Regions from separate parts of the Homo sapiens genome. Here region 2 is linked to region 1. The links are chromatin loops, found by intact Hi-C in ENCODE. Cell type or tissue: heart left ventricle. All regions are shown on one strand.

The links. A loop is a pair of places that touch in the nucleus more often than their neighbours do. Peaks named below come from ENCODE experiments on the same cell type or tissue, not always from the same donor. Only the 100,000 strongest peaks of a DNase experiment are listed, where the experiment ranks them.
Region 2: it touches region 1 in a loop (5-fold over the local background); 1 of 110 quality-filtered maps calls a loop at or near these places.

What each region holds. Positions count from the first base shown.
Region 1 is chr22:23,682,851-23,687,850 of GRCh38, reverse strand. It overlaps the pseudogene GUSBP11. Among named protein-coding and RNA genes, the nearest start is that of RGL4, 5.7 kb to the left of the region's middle. RefSeq lists a silencer at 2,395-2,689. In heart left ventricle, no CTCF peak of the experiment used is centred here; no DNase peak of the experiment used is centred here.
Region 2 is chr22:23,196,361-23,201,360 of GRCh38, reverse strand. All of the region lies in intron 1 of BCR (BCR activator of RhoGEF and GTPase), which reads right to left. Among named protein-coding and RNA genes, the nearest start is that of BCR, 18 kb to the right of the region's middle. RefSeq lists a silencer at 1-20 and an enhancer at 1,448-2,389. In heart left ventricle, no CTCF peak of the experiment used is centred here; a DNase peak (open chromatin) is centred at 1,930; H3K27ac peaks cover 846 bases.

The DNA of each region.
Region 1 (5,000 bases):
CAAACAGCCTTTATTTTAGCAGTTGTGAGACCCTAGAGAACTCCTTTGGTGTTTTGGGGTCTCCCCAGCATGCACAATGGGGGTTATGCTAGCATCTCTTTCCTAGGGAACTCATGAGGTTATGTTTGAGATAAATATTTAAAAACTCATGGTGTGGTGTTCCCTGTGGATATTGCACACACTTAGAAATGGAACAAATACAAGAAGGGGTGAGAGGTAACGTCTAATGCAACTCCAGTGGGCCTGGGGTCCACAGTGTGATCTCGGGAAAAGACACTTTTGCTCTGGGCCTCATCTTTCATGCTGCACCAGTAGAGGTTGAGATTAAATGAAATTCAGACATCCTCCTCCTATGACATTGCACCTTCCAGTGCCTTCCCATTTTATTTAGACCCAGACCCTGTGCCTCATCTCAGCCTAGGGTGGGCAGCGTCCACAGAGACAGCACTGAGGGGTTAGTGACTCCCTTCTGAATGATGGAATATGACACAGATGATGGAATAGCACTTCTGGGCTAGTTCAGGCTGTTACAGCAAAGAAAGAGCTGTAACGGCCTGGGGAGCTCATCAAAAACAGAACTGTATTTCTCCCTGTTCTGGAGGCTGGAAGTTGGATATCAGAGTAGCAGCGTGGTCGGGCTTAGTGGTGACACTGCCGCCCCATTCATTGAGCTTTTATAGGTGCTGTCCTTTCCTTGGAGGACGCCTCAACTTTAGGAGCATGGGTAGACCTCCATTCAAAGCCCAGCTCCCCCTTGTAGCTTGGTGATCGTGAGGAAGTCATAGAACATCCCTGTGCCTGTTTTCTCCTCTGAGAAATGGCGTTAGTGAGAATTGTTTCCCTTTTTAATCACAGAAAATAAAGCATGCGAAGAAGTTAACTTGGTGCCATTGGGCAGAGGGTGAGAGCCCAGCAAACCGGAGAGATCAGCTGCCCACATCAGTGGCGAGGAGTGCGGAGAGTGGGTGAGGCTGGGGCAGGAAGCAGGCCAGCCTGCCAGAGCCCAGGAACAGGTGAAAGGCAAGAGTGAGCTCCTCACCCTGAATTCTCAGGGTTCACAGGCATGCAGGGGCTGTGGGGAGTACAATCATCAGGGCTGCTCTCGTTCCCCTGGTTCCCTCCATATCTGACGTGGTCCCAGGGCCCCTCTCCCTGTGTTTCCTCTCTGCCCTACTTTCTTTCTGGCTGCCCTCCCAGGACTCATTTTTGGCCCTGGTAAGGTGGAGTCTTGAGGTAACTATAGGCCTATTAATAACTCCTCTGATGTTCAACCTGCCATTTGTTGAGACCTCTGAGCTTAGTCAGAAATCTGCTCCTGCTGGGACCTGAGAGAGGGCTGGAGGGAGCTGACAGTGCAATGGCAGTTTTCCCTGGGGCAGCCACTCCAGGGTCTATTGGCAGGTATCTGCCGAACTGGAGCTTTCTTTTGGGTGTCTGGTGTTCTGAGGTGTGATTTTCCCTCTGAAGATAGGCTGAGCCCCAGGTGGGTGCCTTAGCCTCAGAAATGGGTCCCCCTGAGCTGGGAGCTGTGCTCTACCCTCAGTGTCCTAGGACACCTCACACCTGGCCCTGCCCATTCTGGCTTCCGAAGCCCACAGAGAGGGTCTGTAGAAATTGCTAGATACAAAAGGACTACAAATAAGTCATAGGAAGTGTATTTACATAACGCAGTGGTTTTCAGCCATTACTATATGTTTACTTCAGCAAAGGCAAAATTTAAGAATGTTAATACCCTGTGTCACCCTGCAGAGATTTGGATTTATTTGATGGGGCAGGAGACAGGCATCTTTGGTTTTGTTTTGTTTTGTTTGTTTCTTTTTTGAAAGCGGGACTTTGCAGTGTTGCCCAGGCCATAGTGCAGTGGCATGATCATGGGCACTGCACCCTTGATCTCCCAGGCTCAAGGAATCCTCCCTTCTCTGCCTCTCAAGTAGCTGGGACTATGGGCATGCACCACCATGCCATGCTAATTTTTGTGTTTTTTGTAGAGGTGGGGTCTCACTGTTCCACCCAGGCTGGTCTTAAAAGTCCTAGCCTCAAGCTGTCCTCCTGCCTCAGCCTCCCACAATGCTGAGTTGACAGATGTGAGCCACCATGTCTGGCCTGTTCCTTTGAAGAGCTCCCTTAGTGTTTCTAATGGGCATCCAAGCAAAGAAGATTTTGCTGGCAGAAGGCTCGTGGAACCCTACTGAGGCCGCATCTTCTTCACAGCCAGCAGATCATTCCCTGAAGTATCTGCTTAGCAGTGCACAGGCTATTTATATCCTGGGCTTTGGGTAGCTGTTGGGTTTGGGGACTGGCTGGCGCATGAGTATTGGCTCTGGGATCTGTCACAGCCTGGTCTTGTGGGACACCCAGTCTAGGATCCTCCTTCCCAGACCACCATTGTTCCTCTCACTGCCCCTATGGCAGGAGACCAAAGCCATGACCCCATGGTCAAAGGCATCCATGTGCAGGACTGAAGTTGAGTGACTCATGTGGGGAGGGGCGGGGCACAGCTGCTTGCTGGAAGGGTGTTGGGAAGTATTGGTCCATCAGCTGTCATGTCCACCTTTTCCTGCTGAATCCCAGCGATCCTCAGTGGTCTGAGAAGGGTGTGACACCTGGGTTCTTGGCTGGCTGAGCTGGTGCTTTTGCAGCCTCTTTGGGGCTCTTGTATGTGAGGTCTCACCTGAGTTGCTTCAGGAAACCTTTGACCCTCAGGCTACCTCCTGCTTAAGAGCAGAGCCTTTGTGTGGAGATCTGGCTGGCCTCTCTAGCATCCAGCCTGTCCTGTCCTGTTATGTCTCGGTTTGAGGTTGTGCTGAGGGGTCTCTTCCCATAGAGGAGGCAAGGCCAGTCGTGTGGGTCAGAGTGAAGCATGGCGATCCCAGCTGGCTGTGCCCGGCCTTTGACTGGAGGAGTCTGAGAATGACCAAGTCTGGGGAGCTGCCCTTCCTGGGAAACAGCATGTCTCCTCCCCTATTGTGGAGTTTCTGGATGTGATCCAGAGTGTGCTGGGCCTCTGTAGCATGTGCTGGGTGTAGCTGTGTGATTCAGGGTGGGAGGTGCAGGGGATCATCTGCTCTGAGCCAGATAAGGCCTGGACAGGACTGGCGGGCAGCCCTCGAAGCCAGGTTTGATGGGAGAGTAGGCACGGGTAGGGAGGGGACAGGGTCACCGGGGCTGTGTGTCACCTGTTCTTGCTGCTTTGTCTGCCCTGGGAGTGAGAACAGAGGTGGGCTGCTGTGGACCCACTTTGGCTTCCTGCAAGCAGGTGTTCATGTGGGGAGCAAGGCGGTTGGGTGGGGGACAAAGCTGGTCTCTGAGGTGTTGAGTGGTTCTTTGTCTGTCATTGTCCTTTTTCTCTCTGCCTTCCCCAACAGCTCTGCTGTAGCAGCCCATTGACCAAGTAGGTCACTCAGAGCATCCTGGTCCTACACATAAGCGTTAAGGCCCCTGAAGGGCCAGAGAAGGCTTAGGAGTTTCTCAAGAGTGAGCCCAGGGTGGGAGGGGGCCAGAGTCACTGAGAACAGCCCATTTGAAAAGTCAGGCAGAGGGATCCTGAGCCCTGAATATGCCTGCCTGGCCTGCGGTAACCATGCCAGCAGGGTCAGGGCATTTGGCCAATTGCTGTCTTGGTCGAGGCAGGAACATCTTGCTTCCCCAGCCCCTGTCTTTTTGTCTCCAGTATCCTTGGAGCAGCTGCAGGGTGGGTAGTGGGGTGTCTCTCCCAGCTGCTTGAAGAGATGAGCCTCCACCCGGCTGCCTCTGCCAGGGGAAACGAGTAATGACTGCAGCAGGGAGAAAAGCGAGCCCAGCCCCTTTTAGAATCAACCCTGCTGCTCCGATTCTAATTTTCAGTTCAGATTTTGCAGGCACGAGTGTGGGTCCCTGAGTACCTGCCCTTTGAATTCTTTTGGTGAGGACTGAGCATTCCCCCAGGAGCTTCTCATCGAACCCCAAAAACACGGCCCCCAATTCACCACCTCATCCCTTCCCAGGACCTGCTGAAGCTCACACCCGTGGACCACCCAGACTGCCTGCCGCTACAGGATGCCCTCCGCATCTCCCAGGACTTCTTTCCGGCATCAGTGTGGACATTGACCCCACTGGACTGCAGTCACAGTGGACTCCCAAGGGGCAGGTGAGCTCATGGCACAGCAAGGCCTCACGCTCAGGTTGAGGAGCCCAGAGTGGACCAGATCCCCAGTCCCTTCTCTGATGGCACAGGCATCTCTCTGTGCCCCTTGTCTCTGCAACCCTGATTCCCCATTCCCAGCCAAGGAGAGGTCTTCGATCCCTGGTCATGCTGATTTGATTCCCTGTGGCATTGTGGGCCCTAGGCTGAGAGCTTTAAGCCCAGTCTCTCAATAATCCTAAGAATCCAGTGAGCCAGAAGAGGGCACAGGACCAGAGAGTCTCTCCAGGTACGCCACACAGTCTTTGAGCTGTGTCAGAGCTGGATTGTTTACCTGGGGCTGGCTGTTTGGAGGCCCCAGGCATTGTCCCCCACACCAGGGAAGTTGGCCTGTGGGTAACTCGTTCTTGAATGCAGACACCTGCCTATGCCATCAGGGTGACCCAGGAGGGTGAGGGAGCAGGACATCTCAGCCACTTTAGATTGACTTGCATGAGCAAGAGCCAGGAAGGGAGCCCCACAGAGGGAAAGGCTGGTATTAGAGGTGGCCAAGGCCATCCAGGTTGCTGGAACATTCCACATGGGCTCCTGGATGTCAAACAGCAGTTTCCCTGGGGGCCCTTCTTGGTGGAAGGGTGGGGGTTAGTCCAGTGAGGAGAAACAACACTCAGCATGAGAGGCACAATTAACCCCTGTGGGTCGGCAGCCTGGCCCAGATCAAAGGCTTCCTGACCGATAGAGGTTGTTATGTGGCCCTGAGGAGTGAAGACTGCCTGGGTTCATGCTGCTTTGTTACATTTGTGAGTGAGGGGCAGGTCTGGAGAGTGTCTGATGGCGCATAAGGAGCTGTTTCTGTGCAGTTGTTGGTTCTGGTTTGCAA
Region 2 (5,000 bases), 490 kb after region 1:
GGAAATGGGGACTCAGTCCTACAACTGCCAGGAGGTAAGCACTGCCAGCAACCCAGGTGAGCTTAGAAGAGAACCCCAAGCCCCAGCAGGGAATGCAGCCCCGGCCAACACCTCAACTGCAGCCTGAGGAGACCCCAAGCAGAGGAGCCAGCTCTGCTGTGCCCAGAAACTGTGACATCAAAAAACAAACTCATTAATCAGACCAGCTGCGCACGTGTGTGACTTTTTAACTACATGGGCAGCCAGAGTAGGGACCTGCTGCCCTTGGCCTCTGCCAGACTAAATGTTCCATTTCCTGTAACCACTCTGTTCTTTGGGCTTAGCAGCACCAAGCACTAGGAGACTACGGCTTCTCAGGCCTAGACCCGTCCACCAGCACCAGGCAAAACTTGGGCTCCTAATGTACCAGCCTGCTGACTGGCAGAAGTCCTGGTGAAGTGAAAACATCCCCAACCTTTTTTCCAAATGAACAGCCCAGCCCAGCCTTTGAAAAGCCCCCTTGGCCAGGCATGGTGGCTCATGCCTGGAGTCCCAGCACTTTGGGAGGCCAAGGCGGGTGGATCGCTTGAGCCCAGGAGTTTGAGACTGGCACGGGCAACATGAAGACACCTCATCTCTACAAAAAAATACAAAAATTAGCTGGGCATGGTGGCATGTGCCTGCCGTCCCAGCTACTCAGAAGGCTGAGGTGGGAGAATCGCCTGAGCCTGGAGAGGTCAAGGCTGCGGTGAGCCATGATCGCACCACTGCACTCCAGCCTGGGCGACAGAGTGAGACCTTGTTTCAAAAAAAATTTTTTTTTAATTAAAAAAAAGTTAAAGTCCTCTTGTAGCCTGGGCAACATAGTGAAACCTTGTCTCTACAAAAAATTTAAAAATTACCTGGGGGGATGGTGGTGCATGCCTGTAGTCCCAGCTACTTGAGATGCTGAGATGAGGGGACTGTTTGAGCCCAGGAGGTTGAGGCTGCAGTGAGTTGTGAGTGTGCCACTGCACCAGCCTGGGCAGCGGAGTAAGACCCTGTCTCTAAATAAATAAATAAAAAGCCCGCTTTGAGCTTCAAACCAAAACAGCTCTGAAAAAAGTGCAGTCAGGGACAGACCACCAGACCTAAGCCACCGGCTCTGGTCCACCCTGGATGTCTGAGCCCACACGGTGACATCTACATATCTGAGGATGTTCCCTAGGAGGAAGTCCTGCTCCAGCCTTTGATGTCCAAGGTCTCGTCAGTATCATGCCCTGTCATATGCCTTGTCTTGCTTTTTTTTTTTTTTTGAGACGCAGTCTTGCTCTGTCACCCAGGCTGGAGTGCAGTGGTGGATCTTGGCTCACTGCAAGCTCTGCCTCCCGAGTTCATGCCATTCTCATGCCTCAGCCTCCTGAGTGGCTGGGACTACAGGCGCCCGCCACCACGCCCGGCTAATTTTTTTTTTGTATTTTTAGTAGAGACGGGGTTTCACTGTGTTAGCCAGGATGGTCTCTTGACCTCATGATCTGCCCGCCTTGGCCTCCCAAAGTGCTGGGATTACAGGCGTGAGCCATCGCGCCTGGCCCCGCCTTGTCTTAAAATTCAATAAAGTGACCCTCCTCCCTTGGGAATGACTCCAATTAATTCACAGACTTGAAAGCAGGGAGAAAGGAGAGACAAAGAAGAAAACATCCATTTTCCCCTCTCCTTTCAGATCTATCCCCTGCACTCATGGGGACAAAGGAGACAGGGCACCCCAGTCCTACCAATACCTTCCCCTGCATCCCAACAGCTGACTGCAATAGTTTCCACCCATGGTATTAGGCGGCAGACCCCTAGCTGGCTTTCTGGGGGCGCAGCTGCCCAGCCCAAAGCAGCAGACGCTTCCACAAGAAGCCTCAAGCTTCCTGAGGAGTGAAAACAAAGCACCTCTCCCAGCCCGCCAGCCCATCCCCATCAACCTTCCCAGACTTCCTTGCCAGAGTTTCTGGAACCTGAGACTGTGGCCTTAGCAGGATAAATAAGCAACCGCGGGGCTCACAAGGGCCGGGGAAGCCAGGAGATGACACAGGCATGGCGGGACCCAGTCTCCGATGCTTCCTCAGACATTCCTTTCTAGAGCCTTCCTGGCTCTTGCACAGAGAAGAGAAGAGTCTTCTGGAGCCACTCACACCATCTGGCCACTAAAGAAATGCCATGAGAGAGGAAACCAGACTTATGTTAATAATCACAACCTGCATTTGTTAGGGCCAAATTCTTTTTTTTTTTTTTGAGACGGAGTTTCGTTCTTGTCGCCTTGGCTGGCGTGCAATGGTGTGATCTTGGCTTACTGCAACCTCTGCCTCCCAGGTTCAAGTGATTCTTTAGCCTCAGCCTCCTGAGTAGCTGGGATCACAGGTGTGCACCCCCACGTCCAGCTAATTTTTGTGTATTTGTAATAGAGACCGGGTTTCGCCATGTTGGCCAGCCTGGTCTTGAACTCCTGACCTCAGGTGATACACCAGCCTCGGCCTCCCAAAGTGCTGGGATTACAGGTGTGACCTACTGTGCCCAGTCCTGTTAGGGCCAAATTCTAACAGTACCTCACCAGCTGCTCCAGGGAACAAGGGCGGGCCCATGCAACTGCTCCACGACAAGATGCCTCCCTTGGGTATCACGATTCGGCCCGGTGCATAGCAGTCCTAGATCCCAGATCCTCACCCTGCTCCACAGCCCCACAAGGCCAGGCTCTGCCCCAGGCACCACCAGCATGGTGCCCAGCATCACGTTCCTCTTCACTTATCCATGGCCACCAGCCACAGGGAACAGCCGCCACAGCCACCCTTTCACTCCCCTTACCTGCGGTGGCCTCCCACCAGGAAAATGCCTTCAAAGCATAGCTACAACATGTCAGGCCCATGGACTGGACCCCTGCAAAGCCATATCACCCTGATAGCTGTTCAGCAGTAACCCAGCCACCTCTCTTTGGGGGTCACCAACCTTCCCATAGACCCAAACACATCACTCACCTTTCTGGAGCCCCTACTTGGAATAATCTCCCCCTGGGACTCCAGCCCACCAGTCCCCTCCTCGGCACACGGACAAAGATGTGGCCCTGCCCCGGAACAGAGCAGGCCGACGGTGGACACTCGGGGAGCACTCGGACCCTAATCCTGAATCCCCACCCACCTCCTCCCTGCTGCCAGAATGCTGGACACTGTGGTCCAATTTAGTGCTCTGGTCTCTCCTATACTCACTTGGAGCCTGGCTTCTGTCCTTTATCCCATAACCTCCTAACAGTCACTTCCTTTTAGCCTTTCCGCAACATAAACTCCCCCACTTCTTTCTCTCACGTGACCTCCCCCAGGACGCAAGGCCCAAGGGCCTGCTCCGGCCCTCCACTCCACACACCCTCCGCAACCCACGCTTCTGTCCTTCCTCTTCATTCCTGGCCTGGTCCTCTCTCCGAAAGGCCCTGAAACCTGCCAGCACAGCGCTCACCATCCCCAGGCTCATACAGCCTCCCTTTCTGTCACCCCCTCCCCAGAATCAGCTCATATTCCTTGTCCTCTCCATCCCTCCCCATTCCTCCCCACCGCCCCTCAAGACAACAGCTCCAGGTACCTGACTCCCACTGGACCATCACACACACTTTTGCCAAACTCACCTTCCCAAGGCAAAGCTCCAAAGGCATCCCCTCTCCAGCTTAACAACCTTCAGTGGCTCCCTATCATCCTCAAAGAAAGCACAACACCCTCAGCCTGGCTTCGGAGACCCACATAGGATGACCCCAACTCTCCTATCCCTCACCTTCCCTGTTGTCCACATTTTATACCAACTCTCCAACCAGAGCCTGCTACTTTCTGAGCATACAGTTGGCCCTCCACAGCCTCAAGTTCCACATCTGCAGATTCAAGCAACCTCAGAATGAAACTATTTGGAAAGAAATAACCAACAATAAGAATAATATAAATGTAATAACAATACACTGTAACAACTATTTACAAAGCATTTATATTTTATTAGATAAAGCCATACCTTGCTTAAAAGGGGATATGTTGAGAAATGCATCATTAGGCAATGTCATCTTCATGCAAACATCATAGAGTGTACCTACACAAACCTACACGACAGAGCCTACTACACACCTAGGCTACGTGGCACAGCCTATTGCTCCTAGGCTACAAACCTGTGCAGCATGTTACCGTACTGAATACCGTAAGCAATTGTGACACAGTGGTATCTGTTTCTAAACATACCAAATGTAGAAAAGGTACAGTAAAAACACAGTATTATAATCTTATGGGACCACCATCAATAACCAAAATGTCGTTATGTGGTGCATGACTGTATTATAAGTAATCTCAAGATGATTTAAAGTGTACAGGAAGATGTGTATAGGTTATATGCAAAAGCTAGCTATGGCATTTTACATAAGGACTTGAGCATCCAAGGATTCTGGGATCCCCAAGGGCAGGGGTCCCCAACCCCCGGGCCATGAACTGGTATCAGTCCGTGGCCTGTTAGGAACTGGGCCGCAGAGCTGGAGGTGAGCGGTAGGCGGAGAGTGACGCTTCATCTGTATTTACAGCTGCTCCTCATTGCTCCATTACTGCCTAAGCTCTACCTCCTGTCAGGCCGGCAGCAGTATTAGATTCTCATAGGAGCAGAAGCCCTATTGTGGCTTATGTATGCGAGGGATCTAGGCTGTGCAGGCTCCTCATGAGAATCTAATACCTGATGATCTGAGCTGTTAACAGTCCCATCCTGAAACCATCCCCTAACCCCCAGTCTGTGGAAAAATTTCTTCCATGAAACTGGTCACTGGTGTCAAAAAGGAGGCTGGGGACTGCTGCCCAAGGGAATCCTGGAACCAATTTCCTGCGGATATCGAGAGACGACTATACTGAATGCTTCAAGCCTCCGAGTTCTTGCCCACATTCCCTGCCTGGAATACCCTCCCCTCCACAACCTCGTCCCCTAAGAAACAGGACAGATGTAAGGTTTCCCTTCCCGCACAGCCCCTGGCACTGATCCATCCACAGAGTCTCGCC